Linked DNA regions of Homo sapiens: region 1 is linked to region 2. Evidence: chromatin contacts called from ENCODE Hi-C or POLR2A ChIA-PET data. All regions are on one chromosome and are shown on one strand. Each heading gives the region's core, a stretch centred on a gene start or an enhancer-like site at or near the end of the contact. The rest is flanking DNA. Distances are from core to core; before and after follow the strand shown. Region 1 has its middle 200 kb from the start of ADGRL2. Region 2 holds the start of ADGRL2 (adhesion G protein-coupled receptor L2).

Region 1 (6,301 bases), core at 1,084-3,583, 200 kb after region 2:
ATGAAATAAGAAACAACAAAAACAGGTAACAATACAGTTGAGCTCACCAAAACCTTACCTGCTGTGGGGAAAGAATACTGCCCCATGAATCTTTCACACGTTTCTCTATTATACACTTATCAAAGCTGTAAGACCAAAATCTCTTAGAAATCTTTAAAAGGCACAGTTAAGCAAGCCAATGTTGTGTGGGCATAAGAGACTAGTGATGAATGATCAATTGATGAATAGTTTTCTAAATGTGTTTTTCGCAAGCATTTTTAAATCACATGTTAGACGTAAGCTTTTTTAAAAGCATTGTGGAAATCACAGCAACATGGCTTTCTTGTTTGATTTTATTAGGCAAAAACGATGGATGGTTTGATATTCTCTTAGAAAGGCTGACAGCTACTATATAGAACCACTCAGGAACAATAATGATAGGTATCAACGATACTGATTAGATGAAAAATTCATTTATGTTTTTCTGCTGAATATCAATCTTAATAAATAGATGGCTTTTAAACCAAAACGTAGTACTAGCATACAGTAAATTCTTTTACCACTGTAATAAAGGAGCTACAAAACAAGGATTGCTGTCTAGTTTTTTAAAGATACCTCGGACTAAATGATTTTGTCCCATTAACTAATTTTGCACAGTACCACAGAAATAAAAGTGCTAGCACCTAAACCTTTTGGCCGATGCTTAAATATATGCCAGGCTCTGTACTAAATGTTGTTGCTTTATTGCGCTTAATCCTCAGTTCTTTGAGTAGGGTATTAATTATCTATTTTTTGCAAAGAAGAAAAATAGTTTGCTCAAGGTCTCACAGCTGGTAAGTGGCAGAACCTTCACTAGAATGATTTATCTTTGACTGCATAGTTTGAGCATTTAACCAACATGTGTCACCTCTAGTTTTACTTGGAGTTCCAAGAATGTTCTTTATAGATCATGGACTCTGTCTCTGCTGCCAGTCATAAAGGTTTTTTTGTTGCTTTTGAGTCTATAGAGAAAAATGGAAATGAAGTAAGGAAGTCAACTTAAATAAGTCAAAGTGTTTCAGAAGAAGAAACCCCTCGTAAAAGATAATCTATTTACCTCTAAAAGGTAAATCTTAGCAGAAGTGGGCGCAGTAGATTGAGTGGCAGTCATATGTAAAGTTAATTGTTTATTGGTTACTAATGTGTCCCCCTTTGGAGATAACTTACATGGTTATCAGGAGGGAGTTTGTAGTGGGGGAAAAAAAATCAAAAGATTCTGATTTAGGACATCCAAATTCTAATCCTCAGCTGAAAAGAATGCTGGTTTACCCAGTCAGCAGTGGGACCAGTACCCTCAAACAATGAGGATTTTTATTTCCCTGTACAACTAAGCTATAACAACAGCAAAATTTTTAAAAAGCCATTTGAAAAATGAAAATTTTAGTTTCCTTACTTTTTTTTTTTTTGGGCGGGGGGAGACAGTCTCACTCTATCGCCCAGGCTAGAATGCAGTGGCATGGTCTTGGCTCACTGCAACCTCCGCCTCCTGGGTTCAAGAGATTCTCCTGCCTCAGCCTCCTAAGTAGCTGGGATTACAGGCGCCCACCACCGCTCCGGCTAATTTTTGTGTTTTTAGTAGAGACAGTGTTTCACCATGTTGGCCAGGCTGGTCTCAAACTCCCTGCCTCAAGCAATCCACTCGCCTCGGCCTCCCAAAGTGCTGGGATTACAGGCATGAGCCACTGAGCCCGGCCAGTTTCCTTACATTCTTTTAAAAGTTAATATTGTTTTAATTGTAAATGATTTGTGTGTGTGTGTGTGTTTAGGGCTTTTAAATTTCATAATTTAACTCTGTCTTTCACATTTGGCCAGAGATCTAATCTGAAAAGTGAAAAGTTTGAACTAAAATAGCATTACTGTTTTGTTTTGTTCCAAAATATGTTCTGCAGGGCCTTGGAGTTAAAGAGGGAAGCTCAGAAAGACAAGCTGGTTAGTGGTTCCCTGTGTTAGGGGGTTGGAAATGTAGTCCACTAAGGCAGGCATTATGCTGACCTTTATGATTTATTGCATTAATTCTCACAATGTACAAAGGTACATATTATTACACAGAAGGAAACTAAGTACCTACGTTCTTCAACTTAGCCAACTACAGAGTGGTGGGATGGGAATTCGAATTTAGCTTCATGCTTGATCCCAAACACTTAAACGCTGTTCAATTCTGGCTCTGGAGACAGTCAGGCCCACCTAGAGACCCCAGGAGTTCCACAGCAGTTATTAGCACCAAAAAGCCATGCACACCGACTGCTCCAGAGATAGCTGGTCTGGACATCACAGAGGTAAAAAAGAGCCCCTAAGGAATTTGAGTCTGTGTACTCTGGGCTCCTGCCCAAGACACACACTGTCTCTTTTGGCTACTCCACGTGAGGACTGTCTGAATCGCCCTGTTGGTGCCATTCACTTCTGTCCCCAGCCCCTGCCTACCTTCCTGCATTCTTTACTTTCTCTTTCTTCTTCAAGCTTTTTGTTTTTCTAGTAATTTTCTCCTGATTTGTAAATGTTTATTTGATTTTAAAAACTAGTTCTTAATCACATCTACTTTTATATATCATCTTTTTATGAATTTAGCCTTTTTTCTTACTGGTGTGTGTGTGTATATATATATATATATATATACACCTATATATATATACACACACCTATATATATATACACGCATATATATATACACCTATATATATACATATATATACACACCTCTATATATATATACCTCTATATATATACACCTCTATATATATACCTCTATATACCTCTATATATATACCTCTATATATACCTCTATATATACACCTCTATATACACCTATATATACACCTCTATATACACCTATATATACAGCTCTATATACACCTATATATACCTATATATATACACCTATATACACCTATATATAACTATATATACACCTATATATACCTATATATACACCTATATATAACTATATATACACCTATATATACCTATGTATACACCTATATATACCTATATATATACACTATATATGTATATATTAGTCTGTGAGTTTCTTCTTTCATTGTCTTCTGACCTCAGATGCTTTTTAAAAAATCTCATACAATGTTATTTTTTAGTATTAACCTTTAATTTTTATTGGAATACAAGTTTATTTATATTTAAATTTCTTCTTAATTCTACTTTTTAATTTCCTTCTTTTATTTTTGCCTTTATATTCTTTAAAAAATAAAAAGATCCCTCTGTGTTTTATTTTCTATTTTTCTTTGAATGTTCTTTTTCAATAGTCAGTCTGAGGTATGGCCATAAAGATGGTAGCATTGAAAAAGAGTCTCCCGCATTTCAGTCCTGCATGTAGTGCAAGTGTCATGCAAGCCAGGAGCCCACCTGAAGCTTTAGAAGCTACGTAGAAGAAATCCAGAGAGAAGAGCAGGGTGGAGAATAGGACACACACAGAGAGGTGATTTCAAGTCTAGTCTAGTCCTGTGTCATTCACAGTGACATTTTTATTATTTTTCTCTAATCCTTTTCTGTTATCTTGCCCACATCTAACTCAGCAGTAAATTTTTAGCATTTTATCCCTATTAGGTCTTTTGAAAAGACTTGTCTTAACAATGCTTTCCTTTCCACAGTTATGTAATCAGTTTACATAATATTTAATGAAACTTTATAACTAAAATAGCAGGCCAGGCATGGTGGCTCATGCCTGTAATCCTAACACTTTGGGAGGCAGAGACAGGAGGATTGCTTGAGCCCAGGATTTCAAGACCAGCCTGGGTATAGCATGACCCTGCCCATAGATAGATAGATGCATAGATACATAGATAAAATTAGCTGGGCATGGTGGCTCACACCTATGGGCCCAGCTACTTGGGAAGCTGAGGCAAGAGAATAACTTTAGCCCAGGAGGTCAAGGCTGCAGTGAGCCGTGGTCACCCCACTGCACTCTAGCCTGGGCAACAGAGTGAGAGCCTGTCTTAACAACAACAATTACAAAAGCAGGCACAACTTATTAAAGTTGGTCCCACATCATGGCAAACTAAAGCGGGGATTTATTCTGTCCCTATCCTCGGAGTCAGGCTAGAACAATATAGATGTCTCAAGAGGTGGACGACTTTCTGTGTTCATTGTCATCTTACTAGTGTGGCCGTTGAAGGAACTCTGGCTTCCAGTTCCAGGAACTCCAATTAAATGGTCTAGGACATTGGACATATATCAACTGCTTTGAGCTTCAGTTATAACAAATCTAAAACAAAACCAATTGCAAACCTTGGATGTGTCCGTTAACTAAAGACGATGTTAATACCTTAAAAGCTCTCCAAACTGATCCCCAGGTTACTAACCAATCTTTTAGAATAGCCTAAGCTTGCTAATCTCTTTTAAATGCACTGACAGCCCTTAGTAGGCTGAGCCCAGCCCACAGGCTGCTCACCAGTTTGCTCTCTTCTCTCACCATCTAAGTTATATGTCTGCAAGGAGTCAGTTGTATTATTTTTATTTTCACCAAACCCATTTATGGTTGTACTGGCTATTCTCATTAAATAATTTAAACAAATATTATATACTGATTAAATGAGTATAGGGGAAACAAAAAAATAAGCATGAAACACTAGAAATTTGCTGCTAAAGTCAGTCATGGAAAAAACCACTGAAAAGGTTTAGACAAAATAATAATAAAATTCTAGAAAGAATCTGCACTTAGATCACTCCATAAATATGTGAAGATTTTGGGGTCCTTTTAAAGAAAGAGAAACTAAACATTGTAAGTGTTGCATTCCGGATAGGGTATATGCAAGAAAAACAGTTTCAGACTCTAATCAACAAACCCATGCTTAAAGAAAAACCTTTGACCTTGCATAAACTGACTTATTTGATTAACCCAGCAATGTCCTATTCACACTGAATAAGAGGTCTTTTGCTGACGGAGAAATCGATTTAATAAAATAAATACACCTTCAGTTAATTATTCAATACAATAATTATAGTATCTAATGTATTTATCGCATATTTAAACATAAAAGTGAAGGTAAAGCAGCAAATCCTTGAATATTTATATCCATCTCATATATTTTTCCCAATGTTAGTGTTCATTTTATATGATAAGATACTCTTGTAATTAATGTAATGAAGTACTGGTATTATGTTTATGGAAACTTTGGATTCACATAGACAGGTTTAAGCCTTTGCTCTCTCTTGGGCAGAGTACTTAACCTCTCTCAAATTGTTTCCTCCTCCGTAAAATTGGAATCAGGCTACCTTGCCAAGGGTTGCTGTGAGGATTAGAAGTAATATATGTAAAGTGCCTTACTGCAGTGGCTGGCACGTGATAGGCTCTCAATTGATAGTAGCTTTTTTTTCTTTAGGAAGATATTGTAACATAAACATCCTGTGACTTTAAGTTTTAGAAAAATAATCAGTCATCAGGACTTCAACTGGATTGTCATTATCTTCCTGAAGCCATGTGGCTAGGATATATCAGTTACACTTCTATGAACAATGCACCTATGGCCACCAGGCCCGGGCCGATCAGGGATGGGCTTCCTACTGTGACTGCGGACTCCTCAGCTTTATGCAGTGATCCAGGTTAAAGAGACCAAGCGGGAGCAGGCCTCTGAGTCTCCTTCTGGAATATTAATTCAGCTAATTTAACAAATATATTTATCTTATGCAGGGAAGTGTGGCACTCAGTTTTTCCACTTCCCTATTTTCTCTTTTCCTTCCTTTTGCCTTCTCTTTCTTTCCTACAAAGCCATAGACAAGTTTCTTGCTGTACTTATTTGATTGTTTGTTTCACCTTTCTTTCATCTAATAAATATTGATTGAGTATCCACTATGTGTTTCATGTATAAAAATGTGGAACACAGTAATGAAGGATGTCCCTGTCCTTGAATTAATAATGGTAATGACTAACATATATTGATCACTTATTCTGCTAAGCTCTGTCTCTAAACCCTTCATGAACATTATCTCGTTTTTAAAAACCCCAATTCTTTTAACAATCTCACAACATAAATACTATGATTATCTGCCTTTTATAGGGGAGGAAACTGAGGCTTAGCAAAGTATGTAGCTTTTTGAAGATTAAAAATCTAGTCCATGGGGCACCTGAGAGCTTATATTCCTGAGGACCTTATTATGATATGACTGACATGGCTTGAAACAGAAACAGATATTTTAAAAAGATAATTACAGCCCAATAAAGTAAAGTCTTCCCTATTATGAGAGCACAAAGGAGAGGCCGGGTGCAGTGGCTCACGCCTGTAATCCCAGCACTTTAGGAGGCCGAGGTGGGTGGATCACAAGGTCAGGAGAT
Region 2 (6,704 bases), core at 3,134-5,633:
ATAATTATGAAGAATATCGTTTTAAATTTGCTTACTTTTGAGTATCATAATGGTAACGACATAAAAATTTCCTAAATCTTTATATACAATTATGCATATATTAATTAACACGTGTGGTGCACAGAAAAAGTCATGTTACCAGTTGAACTAGTGGATGCTTTTTTTAAAAAGTATTAATTACCAAATGACAGCTATTAATAATTCGTGATTATATACTTCTAAATTATACCATTAAACACAATATGCCTTAATTATATTTACATTATACTTTAAACTGTCATTACTTTTGGAGACTGCATCTCTACATTTTGGATAGGGTTTGGCCTTCTTGGACAAAATTTGCTAAGCCTATAGAGCAGGGAGAATAGCTAAAACCTTACTGGCTTTGCCAAATGCTTTCATATGTTTTTGCTCTTACGGAAAATGAGTTTTGATTTCTTTTCAGCCTACATGCATGGCAAGGCAAAAATTGAAAACAAAGCTAGCAACTTTCAACAAGTTCTAGTTAAGTTTGGCATTCATATATTGCTCTGATCTGCTCTAGAGCTTTAATGTAGTTTATTTTCTAGAGTAGGAAAAACTAGTTTCAGCACCAAGCATCATCAACAAGTAATGATGAAGAAAATGGAACTGAGTTAGGTTTAGGATATAATCTAGCTAATTTTATTTCTATTTCTGAATTAGAAATGAGAGTCATTCCACGTGTTTTTTGTTTCTTTTGAAACAATTTTGAAACAATTTTCTTTTGAAAACAAATTTTGTTTCTTTTGAAACAAAATTAGAGTTTCACAAACTCTAATCACAGGCAAAAATACACTCCCCATAATAGATACAACCGTCCCTCCTTAATAGTTTTCTATAACTGTGTTGCTCAAACTTAATGGCAGTTTTTGGCCTACTCTCAAGCCTCAATACCTCTTCCCTTCAACCCCTGACCCTTTTAGAAGTGTCTTAGCTATAGCCATTGGCCAGAGTAGGGCAGTGAAAGTGATACTGTGTTCTATTGGCTTACACTAATCACAATATTCTGCACCTATGTCCATTTTCATACTATTTCAGATTCTTTGTTACTCAAACTGCTGTTATTCTTATGTATATTTTAACAAGTGCCTGATCACTTCCCTATAAACAAAGATACTTAGATGATAAATCTCAGTTTAAAAATTAGCATAACGTCTGTACCAGAAATATATGAACCCACTGAATAAAATAATCTTCAGTTTCTTAAGGTTACTAAAATTAAAAACATGAGTTTCTACAGTTGGAAAAAACATGTATGGTTAAAATGTTTGAAGCCCATCAATCTCTCTAACCACATAAGCTAATGAGTTCCTTCTGTTTTCTTTGAATGAAATCACCATGAGTGGTTATATGTTGATTTAACATAAAACAAATGGAAATGGGTGTTTCCTTTGTCCTTTGTAGAATTTATTTTAAAAAACAATTAGCAACTATTATGAATAAGTCAATGATTTTGCCATTACTTAAATAACAATATAGATTGAGTAATTAAATTGATTGGATTGCAGGGAATGCGTAACATACTCCAACTCTCCTTAACTTGCACACATCTGTAGATATTATTAAGCTTCTCATTTCATTTTTTTCTACCATAACACCTGTATTGTTATAAATTATGTTATGAATTGTCAGAGAGTGCCAGGTAAATTATGTTTTTTGAATGTAGATATACTCTATGGTGTGTGCCTTTTAAGTGTTCCTTTGTAATGGCAGGTTTGTGGCTAACAGCTTAATCTTGAATCTAGCAATATAATTAAACACTATTTCAATTCTTCTTTGTGGATATACAAAGAAGGTTGAAGTATTACCTCTAAAGAATAAAGAAATAATTAAAAATCTTTAATATTTAAAACATTGTCTTACACAAGCAGTATTCTTAAATGTAATTTTAAAACATAGCAAGTCTATTATATTTTTAGGAGAAAAGTGTGGAACTCTTTGAACTCTATAGAATACACATCCTATTGAAATAAGATTTGAAACTTCTATGGGGCATTTTTCTAGTTTGTATAATTTTAATTCACTTTTGATAAATTCTTCCCCCTTCCAAGCATCCTCCTTTTTTGTGATATTGTCTCTTTAAGAATACAGTGAAGAGTGATTCACTTATGTCCTGAGCATCAAAGAATGTCAAATATATCATGCAGATAGATAATGGGTTTTTCCAGAGATTATTTCTGAGAGAGTTAAATAAATAAGTAAATGAGCCAACATATGGCCAGCTTAATTCAGGCAAAAATGTCTATTGATTACTTACTAAGCTCACTAAATAAAAACTTCAGCCTAAGTTTTGCTTCCCAAAAGAAAATAGGATTAGACTGATGCATGCACTCATTGGGGCTTTTGTGAATGGTGCCCAGATGAGTGAAAACCTTCAAAGATGAACAAAGAAGGGCTAAAATATTTTGGTAAATGCAAGTTACTATCAGTTTGACTTATTCTCTTTTGCAATCCTGAATGAAATAATTTTATATTCCTAAGAAGATCATAAAATTACCTCTGAGGTCTGAGAATTAGATAATTCTGCCTTCTTTTCAACGACTTGAAGTAGCCTGATTTAATTTTGCTAGGTAGATCTGTTGTATGTATGTATTTTGACATATGTAAAAACTTAGGTACGTTATAAGGTTTTGCACCAGCTCTGCATAAGTGTACTTTATCCAGACTAGTTTATATCCTGCGTGGTTAATATTTGAATTATGTTATGTAAGAAATTCCAGATGTAAGTGTGTATGTAGTTTAAAGCACCAATGCTCTAAGTTGCTCCTTTTATCTTTTGAAATAGTGAGAATATTAAAACATCAATACATCAGGTAGAAGAAATTAGATTATCAAAGGTTCTTTTTTAATCTGAGAATTACAATGAAACCACCAAAAGAACATGTTCTAGTTATTTGGACACACGTACATTTAACCTATGATTTCCTACAAGTCAAGAACAAACTTGACCAGTAGTTGGATTGGATTTACTTTAGTACTACACCTATCTGGCTTTCTGACAAAATACTGATAGGTATTTAGGATCTTCATGTATTTTGAACAATCTGCTGTTGACATATTAATAACATTGTTTGGAATGATTCCTGAAGTATGATGCTTGCAACATTCCTGCAGCACCAAAAAGTACCTATTGTTTCTGAAAGCAAAGCAGCTTAAGTTTTATCCTACTTTCTAGGTTTTAAATATTGGAGAATCATTTTTTTCTTGAAAAAAAGGTAAATATGCTTATTTAATTGATGGCTGCATTCATTAGTAGAATCAGTGGTTTACAAATACATCTGAAAACATAGCTGCTTCCAGCTCAGAAATTTTGCAATAAAAAAAAAATCCATGTTTGAATTTTGTGGCATGCACAGGACACTTAACTGGCTTTTAAACGTTTTTCCAGCGTGATTCGCCCTGTCCTGCTCTGTTCCTTTCAGCTTAGGTCCATCGTAGGCTCTGCCTGGCTGTTTGCTGACATTGCCAACCGAGAGGGGCAAGGAAGTGTGTTCAGAGGACAAGAGCAAAGGCAGTTTCAATGTAAGGAAATGAGGGAAACAGACCTAACAGCTCTGTGACTATACTTGAGAGTAAAGAGCCTTGTAGTCTCCTTTCCTTCCTTTGCTTATCCTGGTGAGTTTAATCAAAAACAAACAAAACGCTCTTGTGAAATATAGTCAATAAAGTCAAAGTTTAGCTGGCTCTACGTAACTACAAAGAAAAAAATCATCGCAATTTAAAAAAATGTAACTTTCATTAACGAGCGCGCCGGAAATCTCAGGTATCAAAGACGCATTAACCCTGGAGCGTCCCCCGCGCGCCGCAGCCGGACGGAGGCAGCCGCGGCGAACAGACGTTCTTTCTCCTCCATGCAGTTACACAAAAGGAGGGCTACGGAAACTAAAAGTTTCGGGGCCTCTGGCTCGGTGCGTGGAGAAAAGAGAAAACCTGGAGACGGGGTGGGTGAAAGACGCATCCCGGGCGCCTCTCCGAAGTCCAGGCCGGGAGCAAGCTCCTGGGCCTAGAGGGGAGGGGGCCCCGAGCCGCTGGTCATCCCCCTGCGCTCAGCCTCGGAGCGCCGCGCTTCGCGGCGCTCTCCCAAATACTCTTCACCCACTCCAGAAATAAAATAAATGTTTTTAAAGTGCATGTGTGTGGACAGGATGGAGAGCGCGCGCCGGCGGAGCGCGCGGAGGACCCAGCGCGCAGTGAGTGGAGTTTGGGGGTGGGCTAGGGGTTAGCGGTTGAATGGGTGTGTTAATGGGGGGAGCTGGAGGCAGAGCTCGGGGACCTGGGGGTAGGGGGAGCGCGAACCGACTGGGAGGGGAGAGAAGGGGAGGGGCGCGAGCTGGCGCAGGCCGCCTCCGGGGCGCGTTCCACGGCCGTGCGCGCGCGTCCCTCGCCGCCACCGCCGCCCGGACAGCCCTGCGGCCGCCCCGCCGGCGGAGCCGGGGCCGGCCTGGTCCTCGGGCGGCTGCTTGGCCACCGCCACCGCCGTCCGAAGGGCTCGAGCCCGTAAGTATCCCCTTTCGCTCCTCCTCCCCGCCGCTTGGGCGCACAGCCGCAGCAGCTGCTCAAATGGAGTGGAAAACGGCCATTGGGCGACAATGAGTTATAGATTATCTGCTCCACGTTTTGTACTTAGCTGCCTGTAATCTTCTTTTGAGTTTGCCCGAGCCCCTTGCTGGAAAACTCAGGAGGGAGAGATTTGTCCTTTGACGCTGTACACGCTAGTATGTTTATATGATTAGCCCAACTGGCGGGGAGGGCGGATTTGGGGGAAGGAGGAGGAGGAGGCTGGAGGTGACTCCAGTTCAGACCTCGCGGAGAGTCTGTGTCAGGACTTCGCATTCCCCCGTCTCTCTCTCTCTCCCTCTCGCTCCCTCTCACTCTCTCTCCGCTCACACACACGCAGAGGTGCTGGGGCGAAATCGGGAGCTTACCAGAGAATTCCTTGGGATTGTTGGGGGGCATCTCCCCTCCGCTGCTGTGTGTGGCGTGGCTCTTCCCGGCTACTCCTTGCTTCCCCGAGCCCGAGTCTGCGCCGCCAGCCTTCCTTGGGGCAGCGGCCACCGCTCAGCCCCGGCCGGGAGATCCGAAATGTGAGGAGGGGTCGCCGCCGCCTCCCGCCCCAGGCCGCAGGGTCGGCGCGAGGGATGCTATTCCGGCCGGGCGCTCGGGGGGCTGAGGGGCTTCGCCTGACAAACTGAGTTGGCCTCGCGCCCCCGGCGCCCTCCCGCCCGTCGCTTCGAAGGGACTCCCAAGTCTGCGCACCTCTGTCAGGCTTTTGCTTCCACCACCCCTTTCGCTCTGATTCCCGATTTTTTTTTCCTAAGGGAGCGTGCGGTCTGGGGGTGTGTGCGTGTGTGTGAAAGACCTCTCTCGAAGAGCGGCGTGTGGGAAACTGCGGGAAAATGTTGACTTAACCCCAGGAGCCGCCCGGCGCTGGCTGCTCGGCTGGAGGCGGCGGCGGCCGAGCAGGAGGACGCGCCGAGCTGCGGCGCCGTGTCCGGCCGGGGAGCTGCGGCGCTGCCTCCCGCGCGGACTCGGCGGCCGAGGACCCGCTCGCGGCCGGCCTCGGCCCTCTCCGGCCGGGGTAGCCGCTGCCCTCCGCGCCTGTCCCCGCGCGGCCCCCACGCCAGACGGCCCTCCCTCGGGGCGCGCTCGCAGACGGAGGTAAGAGCCGCAGGAGCGAACAATGTGCCTCTGTGCCCAGCTTCGGAGACCTGTTTGCTTTGCGCCTCCAGTCCGGGGGTGGATGCTGGAGGCGCAGGGAGCCGCGGGTTAATGGGGCTCGGCTGTTGCTGTTCGGCTGGCCCAGGGGGAGACCCGCGCTCGCTCGGGCTGCTCGCTCCCTCCCCCCAATCTCCTCTTGGAAATCGATCCGCAGAACTCTCAGTCCGGTCCAGCCGGCTTCTCCTTTTCTCGTGGAGCCATTGTAACGCTCTCCAGGCATCAGTCTAGTTGCCGGGGGCGCTGGCAAGGGGGTTAGGATGAGGCTCCCGTAGCCATGCATTTTTTAATTTCATAAAAGCTTGGGGTCGCAAGGTTCCGCCCGTCCTTTCACTGGGGGCCTGGGGAGGAGGAGTGTGAAGCGCGTCCTCGGCGGAGCTTATTTGCTCCGGGCGCTGGGGCCCGGGGCCACCCCAGCGTCCCGCCCGCTTTGCCCTCCGGTCCCGCACTGTAAGTGGAGCGGGGAGGCTGAGCGGCTGGAGCGAGTTCGGGGGAAGTGGACGGTGGGGGAGGGCTTGGACGAGTTTTTGAGGGTTGCTGTTCCTTCTCGTCAGTGGTTAGGTGGTGTGGGGAGGCGAGGATGACAGTAAAGCGCAGCCAGATGTGGTCGGGCCGCCGCCGGGACTGGCTACGATTGGGAGCGGCGGGGCTGCTGCTGCCAGGGCGGCCTCGTGGGTCGGGAGGGTGCAGGGGCCGGGGACCCGGCGGGCCACGGGGAGGGCAGAGAGCCTCCCGGAGCCGCAGTGAGAGGGCAGCAGCGGGCCGCGTTGGGCCTGCGGGAGAAGTTACGGAGTGTATGCTGCTGGAGTGGCTGTGGGGCAGGGAGCCTCGGGAGCTTGGTTTGTGGGATGGGGGTGCCACTGGGGAGTGGCGACGAGAGAAAGGCGTGGGAGGAGCGCGAGGGAAGGGGAGACCCCCGCGCTGCCCGAGCGTGGGCTCCTTGATTGGCTGGGGCGACCCTCAGGCAG

What was found. Hi-C counts contacts between places; a loop is a spot of excess contacts on that map. ChIA-PET counts read pairs that join two places held with the same protein, here RNA polymerase II (POLR2A). Pooled maps may share reads with other maps.
Region 1: a loop to region 2 is called in a map of esophagus muscularis mucosa, with 2.8 times the contacts of the local background. The contact joins the enhancer-like site here to the promoter of ADGRL2 in region 2. A Hi-C loop is called at or near these places in 5 of 168 maps with a recorded cell type or tissue (ascending aorta, endothelial cell of umbilical vein, esophagus muscularis mucosa and 2 more) and 2 of 50 pooled maps. POLR2A ChIA-PET finds 5 or more read pairs at or near these places in 1 of 52 experiments (WTC11).

What each region holds. Positions count from the first base shown.
Region 1 is chr1:81,996,023-82,002,323 of GRCh38, forward strand. No RefSeq gene overlaps it. Among named protein-coding and RNA genes, the nearest start is that of ADGRL2, 200 kb to the left of the region's middle. Within about 2 kb of position 2,334, at least 3 of the 41 ENCODE cell types and tissues checked have a DNase peak (open chromatin) inside an H3K27ac peak, as active enhancers do.
Region 2 is chr1:81,796,551-81,803,254 of GRCh38, forward strand. It overlaps ADGRL2 (adhesion G protein-coupled receptor L2), which reads left to right and starts at 4,384. Exons shown (of 24, transcript NM_001366006.2): 1 at 4,384-4,518.